2 separate regions of the Homo sapiens genome follow, and region 2 is linked to region 1. A link is an interaction called in ENCODE POLR2A ChIA-PET data of the cell type or tissue named here. Cell type or tissue: MCF 10A. All regions are shown on one strand. Each heading gives the region's core, and the rest is flanking DNA. Links, peaks and the distances in the headings are about the cores only.

Region 1 (5,378 bases), core at 208-5,207:
CTCTCCCTCTCCCTCTGCCGGGTGGATGCTTTCTCCATGTGGCAAGGCTGTAACTGTTCACAGCTGTCTGAAACAGCAGTGGACCAGGAGCAGCTTGGAGTTTTAACTTTCATTTTACAAAGAACAACATGTTTGAATGTTTCAGCAGGCAAGTTATAACTGGCATCTACTTCTTGTTCTTCTAGAACACCGAAAATCTCTCCCAGCACTTTAGAAAGGGGACCCTGACTGTGTTAAAGAAGAAGTGGGAGAACCCAGGGCTGGGAGCAGAGTCTCACACAGACTCTCTACGGAACAGCAGCACTGAGATTAGGCACAGAGCAGACCATCCTCCTGCTGAAGTGACAAGCCACGCTGCTTCTGGAGCCAAAGCTGACCAAGAAGAACAAATCCACCCCAGATCTAGACTCAGGTCACCTCCTGAAGCCCTCGTTCAGGGTCGATATCCCCACATCAAGGACGGTGAGGATCTTAAAGACCACTCAACAGAAAGTAAAAAAATGGAAAATTGTCTAGGAGAATCCAGGCATGAAGTAGAAAAATCAGAAATCAGTGAAAACACAGATGCTTCGGGCAAAATAGAGAAATATAATGTTCCGCTGAACAGGCTTAAGATGATGTTTGAGAAAGGTGAACCAACTCAAACTAAGGTAAGAATTGGGCGGGTTTGAAACTTGAGAAAGCCAATTCAAGCACTAAACAAAGCTGTTTTTCCAATCTAGCTATTTTGAGTAGAGGCGAATATGTGGTCAGTATGTCTTTTGATTCCAGTTAGATAAGTTAATAGTCTCAAATGCATTATTTACATAGATGCTAAGATTTGTGAGTCTCTGACACAATTTCATGTTAAATCAGGTTCACACTGGGATTCAAATTGGTATCTAGAAATGAAGAGAGTTTAATACCGATTGGATTATGTGTTTTTGTACACTTGCCCTTTTAAATTGTCTTCCTGTGTTCTTTATCATTTGTAGCTTTGGGGGTGGAATTACTGCTGAATAGCTCTCTGCTTGGACACAGCTGCAGACTGAGTGTTAAGGCCGGAGTTTAACATTAAGACTGAGGCTTACTTGTCTCTGCTAGCTGAATCCCTTCTCTTCTTCTCAACTTCCTCATCTGTGCCTTCCAACAAATGTTTTCTATCAGCTAAAATCCTCTCTCAGGCAAAATCAATGAAGATAGCCAGACTAGCTATAGCTTTCGGGAGTTTTGACTTGCAAATGCACAGGGTTGCGTTTTCCTACAACTGCTAATGAAATTTGATCCTTCATGTGGATTGCAGACCTCGTCCCCAGAGGGAATTACTTAACTAGAAAATGAGTTACATATGCTGGTGATTTATAACACAATCCAGAGGCCACAGAGCTGGTAAATTTTTCCAGTTTTCTCATACTTTCCTATATATCTGGCTTTGTACATGGGGATGGTTCGTTACAACAGTCGTTATAATGAAATAAACAGACCTGATGGGGAGCAAAACCATCTGTTACTCTAGATTCCACCTAGATGGGAAAGCTGGATTTTTTTTAAGCTAAATATTTGGCCCAAGTCCCTATGTTTGGAAAGTAATATAATAATATTAAGCATTCTTTCTGAGATAAAAAATAACTCATCCTGTAGTCTTCAGTTATATTAGATGTGATATTGTCAATCCCTTCCCATGACTTGCAGTGCCAGTCACTTTTCTACTTAGAATTAGAAAAGTTCTTGAATGTTTGCGGGTCATGTTTGAAGTTGTGCGAGTTTTTGACGATGTGTAAAGCTACAACACTTCTCTGTGCATGAGCTTTAGCTCTACTTTAACAGTGAAACCAGTTGGCAAGAGATGTAACCACAAAGCAGTTTTATAACGTTTCTTAACTCTCTTCCCTCTCAAGTTTTTAGACCTTTAGTCCTGCCAACTCCTTCTTTCCCCTTTATGGTTTTAATTTAAAAATTTGTTTTATTTAAATGGGAAGAAGAATTTTAAGTGGAAGGAAAAAATGTCAGAAATCCTAAATAGAGAGGAAGGGGTTTTGTTGTGACTCAAAGCACCATTGTAAGTCTCCTCCTCCCAGACCCTGCTAGGAACAGGACAGCTGATGTCATGCCAGTACACACAATGTAGATTCAGTGCAAAAGGCTGCTGCATGTTGAAACTGGCCAAAGGTAGGAAATGACTGGGACTGTAGCAGACAAAAATGCTGATTATGTGTAAGGATATGGTGAGACACTTTTTCTCATAAATATCTAGTGAGATATGGGTCAGAACAAGCCTATCTCCCTAAGGCTGCTTGGAGAGGAGAAAAACTTTCCATATAAGATCTTACTAGTCCGGGCGTGGTGGCTCAAGCCTGTAATCCCAGCATTTTGGGAGGCAGAGGTTGGGGGATCACTTGTGGCCAGGAGTTCGAGACCAGCCTGGCCAACATGGTGAAACCCCGTCTCCACTAAAAATACAAAAATTAGCCAGGCATGGTGGCGTTGCTGGTAGTCACAGCTACTTGGGAGGCTGAGGCAGGAGAATCACTTGAACCTGGGAGGTGGAGGATGCAGTGAGCCGAGATCATGCCACTGCACTCCAGCCTGGGCAACAGAGTGAGACTCTGTCTCAAAAAATATATAAAAATAAAAATAAAGATCCTACTAGATGGCTGATAGCACTGGGCCACCAGATTGATTGCTAAAGGTATAGGAAGATGGAAGAGGCTGGGCACGGTGGCTTACATCTGTAATGAGAATTTAGGGAGGCCCAAGGCAGGAGGATTGCTTGTGCCCAGGAGTTTGAGACCAGCCTGGGCAACATAGCCAGACCTCGTCTCTACTAAAAATTTAAAAATTAGCCAGGTGTGGTAGTATGCATTGATAGTCCCAGCTACTTAGGAGGCTGAGGCAGAAGATTGCTTGAGCATGAGAGTTTGAGGTTGCAGTGAGCCATGATCGCCACTGCACTCCAGCCTGGGCAACACAGTAAGATCCCTGTCCCTTAAAAACAAGAAGATGGAAGAGACATAAGATTCACCTGGGCTTCTAGGTTTCATTGCTTTTTGTGTGTGCCATTTTTAATTTCCTGATTTGTCACTTAATGGACTGCTTAGGGAGTGGAAAACACAGCCACCCTTGGTTTTATTGCTGTTTGTAAATAAGCATCATTGTCCATACTGAAAACAGTCTAGATTATATTTATTTATTTATTTATTTATTTTTGAGACAGAATCTCTCACTGTTACTCAGGCTGGAGTGTATTGGTGCGATCTCGGCTCACTGCAACCTCCATCTCCCAGGTTCAAGTAATTCTCCTGCCTCAGCCTCCCAAATAGCTGGGATTATAGGCGCCCGCCACCACGCCCAGCTAATTTTTGTATGTTTAGTAGAGACGGAGTTTCATCATATTGGTCAGGCTGGTCTTGAACTCCTGACCTCAGGTGATCTGCCTGCCTCAAGCCTCCCAAAGAGCTGGGATTACAGGCATGAGCCACCACGCCCAGTCTCAGTCTAGATTATTTTTAACAGTTCTGTCAGGTATTCTATAGTCTGAGCTCAACCTACCTGTATAGTCTCACAGCCAATCTTATACTCAAACCTTGGAATACTCATCCCCCAACTGCTACTTTTTGAATCTTTTATTCTTAATATTTCACGTTTTAACTTCAGTGTGTTTATACTTTTTGAAATGAGACCAGAACATAGTAGACTTTATAGAGAAGACCAGTTTTACCTAGATTCCAAAGGAAGAATTAAACTGCTGTTATTGTTTGAAATGCGTTTTTTTTTTGTTTTTGTTTTTTTTTTTTTTATGGAGATAGGGTCTTAACTCTGTTGCCCAGGCTGGAGGAGTACAGTGGTACAGTTATGGCTCACTGCAGCCTTGACCCCTCTGCCTCAGCCTCCCAAATAGCTGGGGCCACAGGTGTGTACCACCACTCTCAGCTAATTTTTAAAATTTTTTATGGAGACAGCGTTTCGCTATGTTGCCCAGACTGTTCTTAAACTCCTGGGCTCAAGTGATCCTCCTGCCTTGGCCTCCCAAGCTGGTGAAATTACAGGCATGAGCCACCACACCCAGCCTGAAATTCTTAAAGGATGAGAATGTCAATGACAGAGCACCTTGGCATCATTGTGACTAACCTGGGAGACAGGGAAGAAGCACGCCATGGGAAGTGTTTACATTTGGGTACAGCTGTGCTAAGTACTGTGGAGCCCATAGCCTTGAGGTAGACGGCTACTTTGCCTTTTTTCTTGAACTGTCTTGCAGAATGTGGATTTGGGGTAAGTGGTCTTGAAGCACTCATTTAGTCACCCTCAAATTAAGATTTTTACTTCATCTTTCTTGGGCCTGTACCTCCAAGATGACAAAGAAAAGAAGAAACAATGGTCACACCAAAGAGGGCCGCAACCAGGTGTACGCTATTCACTGCAGCCAATTTGCTGCATAAACTGTGCCCATTGTGTGCCCAATGACAAGGCTTATTAAGAAATTCATCATAGGCCGGGCGCGGTGGCTCACGCCTGTAATCCCAGCACTTTGGGAGGCTGAGGCGGGCGGATCACGAAGTCAGGAGATTGAGACCATCCTGGCTAACACGGTGAAACCCTGTCTCTACTAAAAACACAAAAAAATTAGTTGGGCGTGGTGGCGGGCGCCTGTAGTCCCAGCTACTCGGGAGGCTGAGGCAGGAGAATGGCGTGAACCCGGGAGGCAGAGCTTGCAGTGAGCCGAGATCACGCCACTGCACTCCAGCCTGGGCAAGAGTGAGACTCCGTCTCAAAAAAAAAAAAAAAAAAAGAAAAGAAATTCATCACTTGAAATGCTTGAAATGTAGAGGCTGCGGCAGTCAGCGATATTTCTGAAGTGAGCGTCCTAGATGCCTGTGTACTTCCCAGGCTGGATGTGAAGCTACATTACTGTGTGAGTTGTGCCATTCACAGCACGGTAGTCAGGAATCAAGGTCATGAAGCCCACAAGGATCGAACACCTTCCCCCCACTGTAGACCTGCGGGTGCTGCCCCACGACCGCCAGAAATCAAGGTCATGAAGCCCGCAAGGACCGAACACCTCCACCCCACTGTAGACCTGCGGTGCTGCCCCATGACTGCCACCGAAGCCCATATAAGGAGCAGAGTTCTTAAGGACTGAAGAAAAACTAGCCTCTGGAGAAAAATAAAAAAATTGCAATTGTACTTAAAAAAAAAAAAAAGATTTTACTTCAAAGGCCAGGCTTGAAGTTCTGAACACTTTGAAGTCTCCAATTATGAGGGATCCAGTCTAAGCCTCTGGCTTTTGCTATTTAGCAATAGGTGTTCTATGATGGGCTGATTTGGAAGGAGGGAGTCAGCCACTCTTGAGCCACTGCAGTGAAGTCACTTGATCTCAGTCTGGAGAGAAACACTTTAATAGC
Region 2 (5,378 bases), core at 212-5,211, 94 kb before region 1:
ACCTCATGATCCGCCCACCTCGGCCTCCCAAAGTGCTGGGATTACAGGCATAAGCCACTGTGCCCGGTTGTCTTTTTTTTTTTTTTTTGAGACAGAGTGTCACTCTGTCGCTCAGGCTGGAGTGCAGTGGCGTGATCTTGGCTCACTGCAACCTCCGCCTCCTGGGTTCAAGTGATTCTCCTGCCTCAGCCTCCTGAGTAGCTGGGTTTACAGGCGTGCACCAACTCCTGGCCTCAAGTGAGGAGGATTTTTGTATTTTTGTATTTTTAGTAGAGACAGGGTTTCGCCATGTTGGTCAGGCTGGTCTCGAACTCCTGACATTGTAATCTGCCCACTTCAGCCTCCCAAAGTGCTGGCATTACAGGTGTGAGCCACCGCATCCGGCCAGCCCAAGTGTTTTAACCAACCAAGAATGGGTACCTAAAATAGGTGGATGCAAACTGTGAGAGAAATGTAACAACTAAAAGTAACAAACTAGGTGTACATATGGAGCACAGATGTAAACACAAATGCTAAATGAAAACAGGCTGGGCGCGGTGGTTCACGCCTATAATCCCAGCACTTTGGGAGGCCGTTTGAGTCCAGGAGTTCGAGACCAGCCTGGATAACGTGGCGAGATCCTGTCTTTACAAAAAATAAAAAAACTAAGCCGGACTTGGTGGCGCTTGCCTGAAATCCCAGCTATTTGGCAGGCTGAGGTGAAAGGATCACTTGAGCCTGTGAAGAGGGGATTGCAGTCAGCCATGATTGTACCAATGCACTCCAGCCTGGGTGATAGAGCAAGGCCCTGTCTTAAAAAAAAAAAAAAAAAAAAAAGGAAAAGAAAAAAGGATATTTAAAGCACAATACTATTTATACATATTAAATAGAAAGGCCAAGTGTGGTGACTCACGCCTGTAATCCCACCACTTTGGGAAGCCAAGGCAGGCAGATCACCTGAGATCAGGAGTTCCAGACCAGCCTGGCCAACATGATGAAAACCCGTCTCTACTAAAAACACAAAATTAGCCGGGTGTGGTGTCACACGCCTATAATCCCAGCTACTTGGGAGGCTGAGCCAGGAGAATGGCTTGAATCTGGGAGGGAGAGGTGGCAGTGAGCCGAGATTGTGCCACTGCACTCCAGCCTGGGTGACAGAGTGAGACTCAGTTTCAAAAAAAAAAAAAAAAGAAAGAAAGAAATACACCTTCTGGGTTCCGGTGACTCGTCCCAATCTCTTCCTAAAAACTATACAGAGCAAAAAGGACAGCAAATAAAAATTCCTACAACATATATTGACCAGCAAAAAAGATTGCTACAATCCGCAATATACATACAAGTTGGAAAAAATACCCTGGAAACCAGCCAGAACCCCCACAAGTGTGTAGACATCACTGGAGCTGCTTGAAAGAGTAGGGAATATGGAGGGTCTTAAACATTAATGGAACCTGATAACATCAACAAGTTTCACTCCCAGAAAAAGGTGCCCGACCCTTAGTGGGAACAGCCAAGAACTGGTCTGAAACCTGGCGTATCAGCACTGGCAACAGGAGTCATAAGGCTTGGAGAATTCATAGGAACAACAGTGGCAGTCTTGCGAAAGTGTGTCATTCGGGATAAAGAGGCACTTTGGAAAATAAAATAAATATTCCTGGTAATAAGTATCCCACTGAAAAAAACACTAGGAAAATCAGAGAGTTTGACTACAAGAAAGGCACACTATGACAACAGGAGAGGGAGCTCTTGAGCTAAAAAACCAAACCAGGAAAGACCCTCAAAACACATTCTCTTCTAAAGATCCATCTATTAAAAGCTGGTCCAGGCTGGGTGCAGTGGCTCAAGCTTGTAATCCCAGCACTTTGGGAGGCAGAGGTTGGGGGGGATCACCTGAGGATGGGAGTTCGAGACCAGCCTGACCAACATGGAGAAACCCCATCTCCACTAAAAATACAAAATTAGCTGGGCGTGGTGGTGCATGCCTGTAATCCCAGCTACTGGGGAGGCTGAGGCAGGAGAATCCCTTGAACCCGGGAGGCGGAGGTTGCAGTGAGCCAAGATCACACCATTGCACTCCAGCCTGGGCAACAAGAGTGAAACTCTGTCTCAAAAAAAAAAAAGCTGGTCCAGAAAAATCCAACATATTCAAATACGAGGCCAGGCATGGTGGCGTACACCTGTAATCCTAGCACTTTGGGAGGCCCAGGTGGGAGGATCACTTGAGGCCAGGAGTTTCAGACCAGCCTGGCCAACATGGTGAAACCCTGTCTCTACTAAAAATACAAAATTAGCCAAGTGTGGTAGCGGGTGCCTGTAATCCCAGCTACTTGGGAGGCTGAGGCATGAGAATCGCCTGAACCGAGAGATGGAGGTTGCAGTGAGCCAAGATCGCTGCCACTGCACTCCAGCCTGGGTGACAGAGCAAGACTGTCTCAGAAATAAACAAATAATAAATAAACTCAAATATGAATAATAATCACAACCAAAATTCAGTATCCCGGCCGGGCGTGGTGGCTCACGCCTCTAATCCCAGTGCTTTGGGAGGCTGAGGCCAGTGGATCACCTGAGGTCAGGAGTTTGAGACCAGCCTGGCCAACATGTTGAAACTCCATCTCTACAAAAAAATACAAAAAAATCATCCTGGTGTGGCAACACACACCTGTAATCCCAGCTACTCAGGAGGCTGAGGCAGGAGAATCGCTTGAACCTGGGAGGTGAAGGTTGCAGTGAGCTGAGATTGCACCACTGCACTCCAGCCTGGGTGACAGAGCAAGACTCTGTCTCAAAAAAAAAAAAAAGGAAAACAAACCAACAAAAAAATTCAGTATCCATACAAAGTTACAGTAAGAACAAAACCCCACAGAAACAAGAATCATAAGTTATGACAGGTGAAACTATACCAGAAAAAAATACTATCCCAAAACAGAAACCAAGACAAACTACAGGATACATAAGTGTAGTGGATGCTATGGTATGTTCCCTAAATACCCACTTCGGGACTGGAGCACTCATACTTCAAGTTGCTGGTAATGGTGGCTGAATCCTTCTCTGGGACTCAAAGGGAATCCCTCCACCCAAGGCAACACCCTGTCCCAAAGATCCATCTGCATGTAGTGACAGGTCCATGCCAAGATATAGAAGCCCTTGCCTCAGGGTGAGACAACTCTGACAGGGGATTCTGACTTGAAAGCTCCCCACGGGATTGGCTGAGATCTTTATTGCAACTGCATCATGGTCAGCGGTGTGCTGGAACTGGCTCCTACTGGCTTGTGAGAACCAATTGTTACGGTTTTAGGAATTTTGCAAGCAGGTTGTTAAACACAGCCATTATTAAAACTTAAATTACATATACTTAAAACTAAATAATATTCAAAACCAAGGTAATAAACACTCAATACATATTACTTTCTAATTATTTTACTACATGTACTATTATCTGTTCTTTAGAGATTGTCTATATATACCTGAAGGGGTGCTACTATGCATTTTTATTTTATTTTATTTTATTTTATTTTGAGATGGGTTCTTGCTTTGTTGCCCAGGATAGAGTGCAGTGGCACAATCATGGCTCACGCAATCCCCTCCTCCCAGGCTCAAGCAATCCTCCCATCTCAGGCTCCCAAGTAGCTGGGACTATAGGCAGGCACTACCATGCCCGGCTAATTATTTTATTTTATTTTTTAAATTTTATTTATTTATTTTTTGAGATGGAGTCTCACTCTGATGCCCAGGCTGGAGTGCAGTGGCGCAATCTCAGCTCACTGCAACCTCTGCCTCCCAGGTTCAAGCGATTCTCCTGCCTCAGCCTCCCAAGTAGCTGGGATTACAGACGGGCACCATCACGCCCAGCTAATGTTTGTATTTTTAATGGAGATGGGGTTTCACCGTGTTGGCCAGGCTGGTCTCAAACTCCTGACCTCAAGTGATCTGCCTGCCTCGGCCTCCCAAAGTGCTGGGATTACAGGCATGAGCCACCGCGCCAGGCCAAATTTTTTTATTTTTTTTGTAGAGAGAGGGTCTCGCCATGTTGTTCAGGCTGGTCTGAAACTCCTGAGCTCAGGTGATCCACCTGCCTTGGCCTCCCAAAGTGCTGGGATTAGCTACTATGCATTTCTTTCCAGCTCCATGTTCAGTAACATCATGTTGCCAATTTTCAGTTAGCCATGATATAAATATTTACACACTGATTGGGCGCGGTGACTCACGCCTGTAATCCCAGCCCTTTGGGAGGCCGAGGCGGGTGGATCACTTGAGGTCAGGAGTTTGAGATCAGCCTGGCCAACATGGTGAAACCCTGTCTCTACTAAAAATACAAAAAAAATTAGCTGGGCCTGGTGGCGGGTGCCTGTATGGAGGCAGAGGCCAGAGAATCTCTTGAACGTGGGGGGCAGAGGTTGCAGTGAGCCAAGATCACGCCACTTCACTCTAGCCTGGGCAAAAGAGTGAAACTCCATCTCAAAAAAAAGAAAGACATATTTATACACTGGAAATTGTCAAATGTTACAAATCAAAGCTTTCCTCCCCCAAGAGCCAGTTGTTAACTATTTACTAGCACATCACTGATTACAGTTCAGCTGTTACTCTTGTCCAATCCTCCTCCTTTCACTTTGTCACAACTGTCGATTCCAAATGTGTACATGTCTCTGTCTTAGAATCTGCGTCCCAGAGAATGTGACCTCAATCAACAAAAAGAATAGTAAGGACCAAATATATAATGTGAGATATAGAGTGTGGAAATAAGAAAGGCCAAGAAAAATTAAAAAGATTAAAAAGATTGAAAACAAAGTGATAAAATAATCAAACCAGATCCAACATATGTATTTCTGGATGCCATGAAGAAGAAAACAAAAGTAATGGAATAGAATTAATATTTACAACTATAATTCAATTAACACTTTGGGTGGAGGTGGGAGAAGACATGACTCTACATACTGGAAGAGCAAACCATGCATCAAATAAAATAAACCCAAATTGGTTAACTCTAAGATATATCCTAGAAAACTATTATTCTTTAGTCCTTTATGTTTTTAAGACAGGGTTTTGCTGTGTTGCCCAGGTTACAGTGCAGTGGCAGAATCATGGCTCACTGCCGCCTCAACCTTCCAGGCTGAAGCGATTCTCCTACCTCGGCCTCCCAAGTAGCTGGGACCACAGGTCCATGCCACCATGCCTGGCTAGTTTTTCATTTCTTCTTTTCTTTTTTTTTTTTTCTGAGACGGAGTCTTGCTCTGTCGCCCAGGCTGGAGTGCAGTGCTGCGATCTCGGCTCACTGCAACCTCCACCTCCCGGGTTCAAGCAATTCTCTGCCTCAGCCTTCTGAGTAGCTGGGACTACAGGCGCCCGCCACTACACCTGGCTAATTTTTGTATTTTTAGTAGAGATGGGGTTTCACCATATTGGCC

Evidence for each region. ChIA-PET counts read pairs that join two places held together with the same protein. Peaks named below come from ENCODE experiments on the same cell type or tissue, not always from the same donor. Only the 100,000 strongest peaks of a DNase experiment are listed, where the experiment ranks them.
Region 2: POLR2A ChIA-PET joins it to region 1 with 24 read pairs; 11 of 35 experiments call an interaction of 5 or more read pairs at or near these places.

What each region holds. Positions count from the first base shown.
Region 1 is chr12:50,217,293-50,222,670 of GRCh38, reverse strand. It overlaps LIMA1 (LIM domain and actin binding 1), which reads left to right. Exons shown (of 11, transcript NM_016357.5): 4 at 186-650. Among named protein-coding and RNA genes, the nearest start is that of MIR1293, 14 kb to the left of the region's middle. RefSeq lists enhancers at 1-6, 37-96, 1-787, 3,268-4,467. In MCF 10A, for the core only: no CTCF peak of the experiment used is centred there; DNase peaks (open chromatin) are centred at 1,270, 2,120 and 4,080.
Region 2 is chr12:50,311,220-50,316,597 of GRCh38, reverse strand. No RefSeq gene overlaps it. Among named protein-coding and RNA genes, the nearest start is that of LIMA1, 30 kb to the right of the region's middle. In MCF 10A, for the core only: a CTCF peak has its summit at 1,757; a DNase peak (open chromatin) is centred at 3,137.